Linked DNA regions of Homo sapiens: all the other regions are linked to region 4. A link is a loop called in an ENCODE intact Hi-C map of the cell type or tissue named here. Cell type or tissue: mammary epithelial cell. All regions are shown on one strand. Each heading gives the region's core, and the rest is flanking DNA. Links, peaks and the distances in the headings are about the cores only. Region 1 overlaps PKP4 (plakophilin 4). Region 2 overlaps PKP4 (plakophilin 4). Region 3 overlaps PKP4 (plakophilin 4). Region 4 overlaps PKP4 (plakophilin 4).

Region 1 (3,279 bases), core at 591-3,090, 160 kb after region 4:
TCTCTAGTGAATTTGACTAGTATCTTTCATTCCACATAGCAGAGGTTTTTAAAATTCATTCATCTTAAAGTAAGATTGTTTAAATAATACATAATTGGTAAATGTGAACCTTACCATACTACAGTGAGGAATACTTTATCCAGTAAAATTAGAAGATGTGTCTTCTGTTTACCTGAGATATGATGTCTGTGCATATATAGGTTTATGCATGTATATAGATAATTTGTGGATCACAAGTTTTCAAAGAAAATAGTAAAACTATTTTGAAAACCATTTAAATTTCTTTTCATAAATCAGAATAGATTTCAGGATACTTTGATCTCTGCAGCTATTCTTCATTATCATTGGGCTCTACTAAGGAAACAGAAAAATAACTGAATGGCCGAGCACAATGGCTCACGCCTGTAATCCCAGCACTTTGGGAGGCCAAGATGGGCAGATCACTTAGGGTCAGGAGTTTGAGGCCAGCCTGGCCAACGTGGTGAAACCCCATCTTTACTAAAAATACAGAAATTAGCCAGGCATGGTGGAACACATCTGTAATCCCAGCTACTCAGGAGGCTGAGGCACGAGAATCACTTGAGCCCAGGAGGCAGAGATTGCAGTGAGCCAAGATCATGCCACTGCATTCCAGCCTGTAGAGACTCCGTCTCAAAAAAAAGAAAAAATAACTGAAGACCTTATTTATAGAATAGAAGTTGATTGCTTTATACTAAAGTTCATATTAAATAAATCTTTTATTAACTCTTAGTTTTATATTTACTTAAAGATAGGTCACAAAACCTAAGTCCTATCCTTTAAACCCAGTTACTTAGATTTTCAAATTAGATCCTGGGTACCTGAGAATTTTGTATTTTAGTGTTCTAGTTAGCATCTCAGTGTCCTTTTCTAGATTCTGTTTTCTAGGGCGTTGCATTAAAAAATATATGAAACACAGGTCATAATATTTAAAAGGAATATGGCTGTCATATTACTTTTGGAATAATTTTGTATTGTTTGAGATACTAATTTCGTGAAGTTTTATTAGGGCAACCAGTATGGAATCACATATCTCATGATTTGTGCTTTCTCTAAGGTTATTTATTTTAAATAGCTTCTCATAAGGAAGAGTTTAAATGAGCAAGATTGTTACATGGTTTCTGAGAATATGTTTCATTGAGTGAAAAGACACAATTTCTGAGCTACAATTTTTAGGGTATGTTTCTCTTTTTCTGTTTTTTTTTTAAGCTCTGAATAGCTTTTTTTAAAAAGTGGGTGGGCAGCTTACATAAAATTCTAATGGTTTTGGTTTCCATGGTGAAAAATGTTGAGACCCTGACACTACATGCCACCTAGTGTTTCTAAGCCAAAAGCTTTAATATATTGGTGTCCTAGATTTTACCTTATATTTAAGTAAAGCTGAGAACTATCTGAACATCTTTTTCTTTTCCAAGACAGAACATTTTTCCATGTATGTGAAGCCTTGAGGCTACCACAGTGGTACTTTTTATCTGTAGTTTCTTGCTAGTTCGTATTTGCTTTCCCAGGGTTTCCGTCCCTGATGGAACAAAGGTTGACTGCTGCATAGCTCTGATTTCAGGCCAGCACCTGTGCAGCTATTCCCAGCTATTCCAATTCCTTGGTATTTTACTTAGTCCTTAGCAAAACTCCTTTGAGAATTACTGTATAAGAATGTTTAGAACTCTGGAAAACTCATGATAGAAGATGTACAAGTAAAGCAGAGCACTTTCTGGTATTGTCAGCCTGACAGTGACTCAGCTCATGTTTCAACGTGTACCAGGGAAACCATATACAATCTTTAATCTTTGTTGAAATTCCAAACTGAAGCAATCAGAACTGTCACAGAATTCTACCATACAGAAGCATTCTGTCAAATAATATAACAGGAGACAGGTCGGTAAAAACCTATACTAAGAATGTCAGCTAATCTTTCCAGAGGCTAGGAAACAAAACCTTGAATTGAATCTGACATCAAGTTAAAGGTTTAGAATGCAGTGGGATTTCCCACTTCTCCCTTAAACCTTGTATTCACCTTCTAAAGCAGCTTAATCAGCAGTCCCTAAGAAGTTTGCTTTACATAGCCAAACTTCATTGAACACAGTAAGGTAAAGCCACAATGCAATGCCAGGCATGAGTCAGCACTCAGTAAAAGGAAGCTGCTGTTGTTACTGGGAATTTGCTTGTTCAACAAATATTTACTGAGCACCTACTGAGTACTCTGCACCATCCTAGACACTGAGGATATAACAAACCAGATAAAAGTCTGTCTGTCCTCGTGGAGCTTATATTCTAGTGGGGAGAAATGGTGATAAGCGCTATACAGAAAGAGAAGGCTGGCCTCCTGTGGTAAATGGATGCTACTTAGATGTTACTTCCTTTAGGAAGATTTTCCTAAGCTCCATTCCCCCAGACACACACACACACGCACACACACACCCCTTACCTTCTCTCATAACTGCATAGGGCCTGGCATGTAATAGGGCCCAGAGGGAGACAGGGAGGGAGGAAAGGAGGTAGACATTTAAATCCTTAGGATTGTATGTTAAACTCAGAATGTGATAAGAACTTAATTATCTTTGAAGTGAGAGTGAAGTAGCATTTCTGAAAGAAAGTTTGTTAATAATATAAGGGTTAAATGCAAGGAAGGAATGGCTTGTATTGAAGTCCATCAGAAAATGGGAAAATACATTTTGAAGATATTAGAGAAAGAAGGACATACGGGAATCGAATTGGGAAAAGGAAGCATGATCTACACCACCTAAGTTTACGGCATAAAAAACAGAAGTTTGAATGGGGTTTGTTTTTTTCAAGTTCAGGATGGCAAATGGTACTGTTAAATTAAAGCAGATAATGGAAGAGATGAGTTTGGCTGGAAGAAACAATGGTTAGGTTAGACTTGCCTATATTCCTTTAAAAAAGGCTAAAGGAATAAAATAAGCAGGTGAACAAGAAAATTTTCATTGCTTGCAATTCTAAAACTTTGTATAGAGTTCCTTTGACTGTAAGTGACATGAAATATAACATAAAATGTGCTCTACCTTCAGAGGCTTCATCACCAAGCTCAATAATATGAACGTTGTGTAAGTTTTCATTTTTAATTGTTTGGAAGATGGAGGACCCTTCTTGAAATACTTGGTCTCCATTCTCAGTCTTTTAATCCCTTGGAGGAAGGTGTCTGAGAGGTCAGTTTTCCAAGAGGAACAGGATCAGTTTTCAGATTTTGATTTAATATTGAGACTTACAATCACAACAAACAACATTCATGAAATTCAGCAAAAT
Region 2 (3,279 bases), core at 440-2,939, 79 kb after region 4:
CCTGGGCAACATGACAAAAACCCTGTCTCTACAAAAAATACAAAAAATTGGCCAGGTGTGATGGTGTGCGCCTGTGGTCCCAGCTACTCAGGAGAATCACTTGAGTCTGGGAGGTCAAGGCTGCAGTAAGCCGTGATCATGCCACTGCACTCCAGCCTGGGTGACAGAGCAAGAACCTGTCTCCAAAAAAAGAAAGAAAAATGTGGTGCCCTCAAAGGATCCTGCCTCTTCCTGTGGAAACCTTAGATTAAACTGATTGATTTGTCATTGAAATGCACAGCACACCCTTGGATGCAGAGAAATTGGAATTTGATAAGACATTCGCTGCTTATCCAGAGCCTTGCTGCTGCCCTCTGCAACTTACTTAGATGGGTCAGAATGCTCACTCACAGGCACAAGGAAACAGTGAGCCAAGCATCATGTGCAGGGTATTATTATCAAGTGGTAGAATACATTGTAGTTTTATAATGATTCCAATATGATCTCTTGGTTTTAGAAACACTCTTTAAAAGAGAACAATATGGCCAATCATGGCTAGGATTTGCAAGTATCTTTCACAAGTATCTTTGCAAGTTGATTTCTGGTTTTGTAGAATTGCACATGTAATATTCATTAGAGTTGTTCATCTTCTGTCATAAAGTTGCTTGAATAATTGAGATCTCTATTTGAACTTGGTCATACTTTTCAGGCTCTCTAACCACTTTTTTTTTTTTTTTTTTTTTTTGAGACAGACTCTCGCTCTGTCATCCAGGCTGGAGTGCAGTGGTGCGATCTTGGCTCACTGCAACCTCCGCCTTCTGGGTTCAAGCAACTCTTCTGCCTCAGCCTCCCAAGAGTAGCTGAGATTACAGGTGTCTGCCACTACACCCAGTTAATTTTTGTATTTTTAGTAGAGACGAGGTTTCTCCATGTTGGCCAGACTGGTCTCAAACTCCTGACCTCAGGTGATCTGCCCACCTTGGCCTCCCAAAGTGCTGGGATTACAGGTGTGAGCCACCACACCTGGCCCACAAACCGCATTCTTATATTTTTGGTTAATGATTTCAGAAGCTTAGAATCTAGATTTAAGGTTGAGGCCAATCCAGATAGCATGAACTGGTAAGCAAAGAATAGATTTGGTAAAATATGCTAATTTTATATGCACTCTTTTTACTCTGGTGAGGTCTCAAGTTAGATAGTGTATGCTTCTTTTGTTATCTTTGATGAGTGAAAATTGCAATGTTCCTCATCTGTGTGGCTCTTAAAGAGAATACCACTTTCAATATATTTTCTGGCTTTTGTGAAAATAACCATTCTATCTTCAGTATGTCCTTATTAACTTAAGTGATATTTAAATATCAAAGAGTGAAATGAGAGCCAGAGATCCTTAATTTTTTGAAGATAAAATAAGAAAATCTGAAGCCCAACTGTGTCCTATTGATGTTACTTCATTTTTACATAGATATCTTAGCTTCAGTAATTACACACCCTTCCTGTATGGCAAAATGCCCAGAAGTGAACAAATTCCAGTACAATTATTTACTTTATTCCTCTGGAACTGAAACAACTCAGCTGTTACACACCTGCCTTTGTAACTTCCTTTTGTTTGGCCCCTATGCTTATTTTCAATGAAATAGTCCTCTCTGACACACCTCAGCCACATGCAGAAGAGAGAATTTTTATTTCAGCTGTAAACAAGCATAGTTTGTCACTTAACTAGAAGTCTTGTGCTGTAAGTACAATGCCTGAAACTTCTGATTTTTCCAATTGGCAACTTAGTTATTTTTCCAATTGGTAACTGAATTATCCTGGCAGTTATTGTTACCGTGTAACCCACAGTGAAGTTTTCAGTGCCTGAACTGCAGCATCTAACCCAAGATAAGATTGGATCTCAGTGGTTTTTGAGGGATCATCAAATTTTACAGCTTTATCTCCATAATATTATAAAAATGAGGTTCAAAATGAGGACAAATGGCAGAGCCTTGTGACACTGTTTGGCTTGTATTCAAGAATTCTGAACTCTAAAATGGCTCTCAGGAGATCAGTCCTCTTAAGTTGCATGTACCATGGTCAGAATTTAACATTTCCCTTCATTTTGTTAACGATGCAGGGTGTCCTCCACCTCAAGCGTCCCTGTGATTAAAGAATACTACAGAGTATGGCCAACAGGTTTATTCAGTATTTGAGTACTGCCCACTCCTCAAAGAAGTTGTCCTTCTCAACATCAAAAAATTAGACTGCCAAGAGGTAGCTAACAACAAGCATATGCATTTGGCTACCTGCCTACATTTTCCGATAGTCTGATGAATGATCAGATGGAACTGCTAGCAAAGCTTCCAGTCTTATATGTCCTCAACTATATATTCAGAATAACTTAGTATTTGTTCTCTTTGATTTCATCGGAAGCATCATTTTAGGTTGTATTGACACTGAGGGGTTTGTTTGAAAGACTGTTCTATGAACTTGAACAGACTCCATGTGGCTGTTCACACATAACTGGATCACACATTCAAACATGGAAAACATAGTAGGTGCCCAAAATATTTATTAGTTAATGAACTAAAAATGTAAACATGTTTACAGTGCCTCCATACTTAGATTAAGCTTGCTTTTAATTAATTAAAAAATGTTTATTTAAAGACTACTCTGAGCAAAGCACTTTGTCAAGGAATGGGTTGAGGGGGATAAGTAGACATATAAAGTTGACCTATTTCATATAGTTTCTACTCTCAGAAGAATGCAGAGGCACAAACCGTATTTATACTTCAATATAGAGTAATTGACACATTATGAATATTCATTAATTGATGCATAAGAGACAAGAATGTGTGTACTTTTGCCCCCTTTTAGTTTAAACAGGCTATCAGTATGTATTATGTCAGTTTTATGTAAGTTTGTTAACTTAGGCATTTTTAGGTTTAATTTTTACCACTGAATTACCATTAGCTTTTATTTACATTTGAAAGTAATAGAATATTTTTGTTTAATTTTTACCATTGAATTAGCATTGTTTCGTTTACATTTGAAAATGATAGAATATTTTTCTTTGTTAACACTTAAAGCCAACCATGACTTTATACCTTTAAAATTATAATTTCCTTTTCAGTTGAATAATCCAGTTTACAATTCTTTTCAGAGTTAAATTATGAATATATGGAATAATTTCCCCCTGTATATGCAAACTTTATGCTGTTAAATTTGAAATGAGTGACTGCTGAGTTGATGAGATTAAATGGATGAGAGGATTATTCAGCATTGAATTCTCTGCTTTGCATGATCGTTTTTCTTTTTAGAATCACT
Region 3 (3,279 bases), core at 424-2,923, 140 kb after region 4:
CTTGCAGTGAGGCGAGATCGCGCCACTGCACTCCAGCCTGGGCGAGAGCAAGACTCCAACTCAAAAAAAATAAAAATATTCCTGTTATTATAGAACGTGATACAAAGTGAAGGTAAACTTTAGAGCATTCTGTTTCATGGGTATATAAACAAGTTATATGGTACCTGCATGTGCCATTCTAGAATTTGAGTAATTCTGAAAGAATTTCCAGACTCTATTCCTGCATGTTCTACCCTAAAAATAGCAGTGGAAGTGTGAAACAGTATGGTGTGTGAGGCAACTGCAAGCAGTTAGAAATGCTTCAGATGTAGGTTTGTGTGGGAAAGGGCACACTAGGAGGAGCCAGGTGGTGCAGGGCCTTCTGTGCCATCTGAGATGTTTGCATTTTATCCTGTATGGATCTGTTGTGCATTAGCAGCAGAAGAATGACATCAGAGGTGAGTGTTTGAAAAAAATCGCAGTAGTAGCAGCGTGGAAGAGAGCCTGGCAGGATGAGAAATGAAAGCCAGGAAGACCAGTTAGGAGAGAGACTGAAAGAATGACCCAGCCAAAAGAGGATAAGAGGATAAAGGCCAGAACAGTGTCAGTGGTAGTAGAGATGAATTCAAAATGAGTGATAGCCATGTGTCAGATACTGCCTTAGGCTCTGGCCATTGTCTGTAAACAAGGCCACCTGCCATACCCTCATGGAGGTTACACACTAGTGGGAAGAACAAATAGTAAAATTACTCCCTGCTCTTCAGTTTGAGTGACTGAAGGTGGGAATCACTAAACAGGAGTCAGTTTAGAGGGAAATAATTTCAATACGTTGAATCTGAGCTGTGTTACATATCCAGTATGCAGTTGGAAATAGTCTACAGTTATGAGTCTTGGGCCCTTTTCAGAGGGCTACTTTGTCTTTGTTAGTTTTAGGATAACATCAGTCAGGATTTTTGGTTGCAAACAATAGAATCTTCTCTGGCTTATGTAAGCAGAAAAGCAACTTTTTAGGAGCTATTGGATATCAACTCATGGAGTCTCTAGGAAGGCCAGGGAGCCAGAATCTGAATCTGGGTTTCAAGGAGCAGTGCCTACTGCCACCACTGTATCCACCACAAATGCTCAGGATCACCCTATCTCCACATGTGGCTTCTTGTGAACTTCACTCACTGGCCTGCCCTCTGGCTGGAGGGGATTATGAGCAGGTAATTTTCTGACTCCTAATATGGGAAACAGCAAAATAAGGAGAGTTTTCAAAGATATTGCACAGCTGTCAATGTCCAACAAAGATATTTTTGCCTCCATTTGCATCTGAATGAAAAAAATTAATTTCAGGAGTATGTAGAATTTTATAGTGATCTACAACATATTTTCATGTAATATTATGATGAAGGCACATTGTCTTCCTGTAAACAAAACTGATTTTTCGTATTAAAATGAACTGTTTTGTTAATTTGGTAATAAATTTGCTTTTGATTGATGTTCACCATCTGACTGGACAGCCCCAAGGTTATTAGTGGATTTCATTCTAAATGATTAAGTTATTAACGTATTAAATTATGAATATATCTTCCCATTGAAACAAAGTTATCATGGGTGACTCAGTTCCTGTGTGTATTTTAAAATGTGTTTCACATTCCAGTGGAAGCTCCTAGAACGCAAGCTGCTTGGCATCTTCAGAAGAGAAGTGAAAGGGAACCGGGATGGAGTCATTTGTGGGCACAGTGCCTACAGACACATTGTAGCCATTCAATAAAAGTTGAGGAAGTGTTTCTAGGAATAGATGGTTGGAGGGAGAGAAGGAGGAAATAAGCCTATGTTTCTAACATGAAGCTGCCTGTGATTGTTGTAATAAACATGGGTTTATTAGAACAATTGCCTTTGGTGGTTTAAAACAGCATTTCAAAATTCCATCTGTTTTGTTGTCCAATCCCTGAGTCCCAAAGTAGTGAACAATTTGAGAGTCATTTGAAGTGAGTAATTCAAAAAGAAAATAGGCTGTTATGAATAACATGTAATGACCAGTTATTTCTCAGAATTATAGAAGTTTCTGTGAAAGTAGTTGGGCTGAATAGATGATCTTCAGAGTATACCATGGAACTATTTATTTATTTTTAATTTCATTATTAGCTTGTTTTTCTAATGATTTATATATGGTACCTTAAATGGAGGAGGGAATATTATTGAGGCTTCCCATTGCCTTCACCTAGGAATACCTATTATATTTTGGTAACCAAAGGTCCTTTCAGCAGCAAAAATGCTGTTTGCTTGATTGTTACACAACGAGGTTGCTGGAGCTTCCTACCTAGACTCGGGGAGAATAAGTTGACCTGCTTATACTAGGTAATACCTGGTAATTTGTATAATCTGACCTTTCAAAACATTAAAGAACTTGATTTTTTCACAATTTAATTAAGCATCTGCTGTGTGCCTGGCAAATGCTAGGCACTTGGTATAAAGAGATGAGCAAAACAACCACAGCCCTTGCCCCATTTGAGCAATTAGCTGGAATTATATTCTGTGACCTACAGTTTTGAGGATAAAAAGTCTTGTATTTCATTAAAGTTGATATAAGTTTCAAACTCAGAAGATAAAACTTTCTTAATATTCCCGAGAAACTTGAGGTATACTAAACATTTCCGGATGGCAGTTTGATTTACCATGTATTTTAATATTGACATAAAATATGATCCTTTTGAGGAAACAGAGTTGGGTAATACCAATCTCAGTGCTTAGAAACTAATTTAGATAATAGAATTAAATAACAAAAACAGATTGAGGAGAAATTGAAATTCAGTGTGCAGAACCACTTTTGGAGTCACAAGACAGTGATGGCCTACCCTTAGGAGCAAGACAAATGTCTCATTACTGATATTTGACCAAGTTTTCACTTTTTCCTATCAGTCCATTTTGAAATCAGCTAAGAGTGTTTCAGATAAAGGAACATCACAGAGCCCTGGAGGAGATTAGCATTAACTGATTGACTCCACTTGCTGGGAGAAGGTCACCCTGCTTGCAATTCGTTCAGTGGTCCTGGAATGTGAACTACTGCACCTGTGATGGAGAAAAGGCAAATCACACACAAAATTGAAGTTCAGGGAGTTTCTATGGAATCTAGGGTTTTCAACCAGCAAGTTTCATAACCACATAATGACTTGGGGAAAGTATCAAGGGGGTAATAAGAACTTAAAATCTCAGAAATATAGCACTAAAAGGACGGTTCTTCCCCCACTCCAAGTGCTTTATTTGGCAGAATGTTTCCTTAAGCCCAGAGTCACACTCCTTTTTCTATAAATTTAA
Region 4 (3,279 bases), core at 190-2,689:
TGAAAACGAGAACAACTAATGTCTGAAATAAGTGTTTCTGGGTGTTGAAAAGCATCATATGTGTGTTTTTATTTGACACAATTTGCTTTGCAGGTTGCATTTATGATAAACCTCTTTGCACCTGGTTATTTTATGTCAGATTCAGTAAAATAATAAGTCAGTTGTCTGACCAATCAGCTTTCTTCCAACACCTACTTTGTGTAGATCATGGACATTGAAAACTATTAAATAGGAGCCTTTAGTTAAGGACTCAACAGAAAGGAAAAAAAATAGAAAAAAATATTTTGCACTCAGAAACGTTTATGTTTTGGTTGCTACGTTGTTTTTCAGCTATGTGCATAATCAGTGAATCTTCTAATTTAGAGGTTTAATTTGTGTCCAGTAACACTGTGGAGGATATTGGGAGGTGTTTGTAAATGCCAACAGGAAACTTTTATTATGTAACAGTATCATATTACAGCAGTGTTTAACCCATGCTTAACCCGTGCTTTTTTGACTTGATGTCAAGATTGGGAAGTAAAAGCAAATTTAGTTTCCCTGCCGCATTAGAAATTGAAAACCCTGTTCAGATGTATGGATCACACACACACACACACACACACGACACACACACACACGATTGGCTGTGCAGATAGTTTTGCCTGCTTCAGGTAAAGGTAACCTTTCAGTTAGAAATGCTTTCTATTTGTTACAGATATTCAAAGAGTGGAAGTTTTTCAACTAGTGATCCTACACAATTGAAAATAACCGAAATTGTATTTTGACCAAAGTGCATTCCCTCCCCACCCCCTACTATTATGTAAGGAGAGGGTGCTGCATCTGGTGTCTTATGTATTATACTGAAGAGTCTAAGTTGGGAAAGCTAAATATCCAATTATTTTAATTTTTACCTGTATTGTTTTTGGAGGGAGATAAGGGAGCAGAGTATTGATGGAAAACAAGGGAAGAAGAAACTAGGGGCAGCTAGTATTCAGCCAGAAAGTAAAATTATATACATTATTGCAGCAGTAATGCATTTATAAGCTGAATAAATCAAATCTAATTTTGTGACTAGTTCTGACATGATATGAATTTAAAGAAACTACTACCAAATTCAGTTTAATAAAAATTTTAGCATTTCTATGACCTTGAGTATTTGGATTAGGTTTAAATTAGAATCGCAGTTTTCTTCCTTTTCTTGTAAATAGGCAAAGTAAATTTAATGTAAAAATTTGAAACTCGCTTTAATTTTTGAAAATGCAATTATTGGCAATTTTTGACCTTAGTAATTTCCATGCTGTTACCCAGGGATCAATTTAAATAATATTCATACCCTGGATGATGCCAACCATCAGGTAAGTCTAGTCTCTTACCTGACTCTTTTGAAATATTAAGGTATTTTGAGAATGCTCTGTAATCTAATGTGTTTTTCTTTCTGTTTCAATTGAGCAGTAATTCCCTACCTTGCTTAATTCTAAAATGGACATCATATCTTCATTCTTAAATGGAAGGTAAAATAGAGGTTACTATAGGGTTATTTTAGGGCATAAATGCCTATGGTATTGTATGTCAGTTTGGGAAGTTTGCCTTCACGCCTTCAAGTGTACAGGGAGATAGTTACTCCTTCAATGTGTGAAATGATTCTGTAGTGCCCTTCCTGCACTGAAGGGGGAAGAAGAATCTGAAACATAACACCAGAGGACTAGGTATGTTTGGAGAATTAAATAACTATTTCACAGCCAGACAACACTACAGACAGCTGCAAATAGAGAAAAGAAGGAAAACTTTTAAGATACGTGGATGTAAGCTTTCATTCTTACATCAATGGAAGTGATGATAGCAGTCAGCAGGTCAGTTCGATGCTCAGTGATAAGAAATAACAGGGTTATTTCAAGGTAAGGTAATCAGGCTCTAAGTTGCCAAGAACAGTAATTCATGTACTTGCTGGTTTCAGTTCAGAAGTTGCATAACATTCAAATATTTCTTACCTTGTCACTTTAATAATTCAGTGGAATTATCTTAATTTAGTGTGCTATGTTACCATTACTAAATTGGGGATGTTACATGATGGTGATCTTCAATTAAACTTAGGAATGTTGCAGACATTTTCTTCATCATTGACCTGTTGTTTTTCCTTTTCATAATTCAGATTTGTTTGATATACCAATAAATGTTGGCTATATCACTGATCATTTTATTATTCATAGTCTTGATAACATTATAGTTTATTATGACTCATATATAATGATTCATTGCAGCTGATAAAATGTTGTTAGGGATTGTATTGTGAGATTTTATTACTACCAAATATATAAATTAAAATGTGGAAGTGTCTGAGTTATTGTAAGTCATGTGATTGCAAAGCATTTTTCCTGAATGGAATAATGCCTGGTGACTGGGTGGGTGCCAATCCAGGTAGCTAGATATAGAATAATACAGTCTTCACAAAATCCAGAACTCACAATATAGGGTAGGGAGGGAGGGGGCCAGGGGAAGCACCTTTCTTTGACATCTGAGGCATGTTTGACTTCTATAGTTTCCTCTCCACTAAATATAAATTGGGTGAGTTGCAAATATTTAATGGTGTTAGTACTGCTCTTCCTTCATCTGTGCCCCTACACTGCCCCCACCACCCTGCCACAACACACACACACTATGCCATCACCACATCTGTGAGCTTGGCAAGGCAGAGGAAGCTCCTTATGGCCTGAGACCATGTACATAAAATGTAGACATTGGTGTCCTGTATTCCAGGTTGAATTTAAAACAGGTATGGGGTTTGACACAAAAATGATACTGTATATGAAGGTTAGGTAAAATATGTATTTGAAGTGAGGCTATCAGGGTACTATGCAGGCTTTTGGGGCCTGGCCCGAAACTTGGAATGCAGTTTTTCATAGAAACCCACAATCAGTTTACAAATAGACTTTTGAAACACTGGCTAGGTGGTATCTGAAGTTTTGGCCCATTGCAAGCTGTGTCTGAATTGCAAGCATGAGGGAAGTAAAAAGCATCCCAAATCAGAAATTAGGAGATCTGCCATTAAACCTTATTACCTTGACAAACCATTTAATGTTTGGATGATAGCTTCCTCCTTTTAAAAATACAATTTGGATTATATTGATCTAAGTTATATTTTAGCTCAAGATTCCTGAAGTTCACAGTGGTTTTTAAAAATTTTTCTTAAGAAAAAAAAAAGAACAAAAAACTTTTCCAAGCTTGAATATACATAATCAGCCCTGTTTCCCCTTGTACCTCAAATCATGGCAACAAGGAAGTTGAATTTCTCTTTTGAGACTT

Evidence for each region. Hi-C counts contacts between places; a loop is a spot of excess contacts. Peaks named below come from ENCODE experiments on the same cell type or tissue, not always from the same donor. Only the 100,000 strongest peaks of a DNase experiment are listed, where the experiment ranks them.
Region 1: it touches region 4 in a loop (6-fold over the local background); 18 of 110 quality-filtered maps call a loop at or near these places.
Region 2: a loop joins it to region 4, with 2.4 times the contacts of the local background. A loop is called at or near these places in 14 of 110 quality-filtered maps.
Region 3: it touches region 4 in a loop (3-fold over the local background); 16 of 110 quality-filtered maps call a loop at or near these places.

Annotation. Positions count from the first base shown.
Region 1 is chr2:158,617,521-158,620,799 of GRCh38, forward strand. The region is part of intron 4 of PKP4 (plakophilin 4); the gene reads left to right. Among named protein-coding and RNA genes, the nearest start is that of PKP4-AS1, 120 kb to the right of the region's middle. RefSeq lists an enhancer at 2,037-2,331. In mammary epithelial cell, for the core only: no CTCF peak of the experiment used is centred there; DNase peaks (open chromatin) are centred at 1,781 and 2,111; H3K27ac peaks cover 1,120 bases.
Region 2 is chr2:158,537,834-158,541,112 of GRCh38, forward strand. All of the region lies in intron 2 of PKP4 (plakophilin 4), which reads left to right. Among named protein-coding and RNA genes, the nearest start is that of PKP4, 83 kb to the left of the region's middle. In mammary epithelial cell, for the core only: no CTCF peak of the experiment used is centred there; a DNase peak (open chromatin) is centred at 1,498; H3K27ac peaks cover 432 bases.
Region 3 is chr2:158,598,705-158,601,983 of GRCh38, forward strand. All of the region lies in intron 3 of PKP4 (plakophilin 4), which reads left to right. Among named protein-coding and RNA genes, the nearest start is that of PKP4-AS1, 130 kb to the right of the region's middle. In mammary epithelial cell, for the core only: no CTCF peak of the experiment used is centred there; a DNase peak (open chromatin) is centred at 1,777; H3K27ac peaks cover 2,301 bases.
Region 4 is chr2:158,459,211-158,462,489 of GRCh38, forward strand. The region is part of intron 1 of PKP4 (plakophilin 4); the gene reads left to right. Among named protein-coding and RNA genes, the nearest start is that of PKP4, 3.9 kb to the left of the region's middle. In mammary epithelial cell, for the core only: a CTCF peak has its summit at 1,647; no DNase peak of the experiment used is centred there; H3K4me3 peaks cover 285 bases.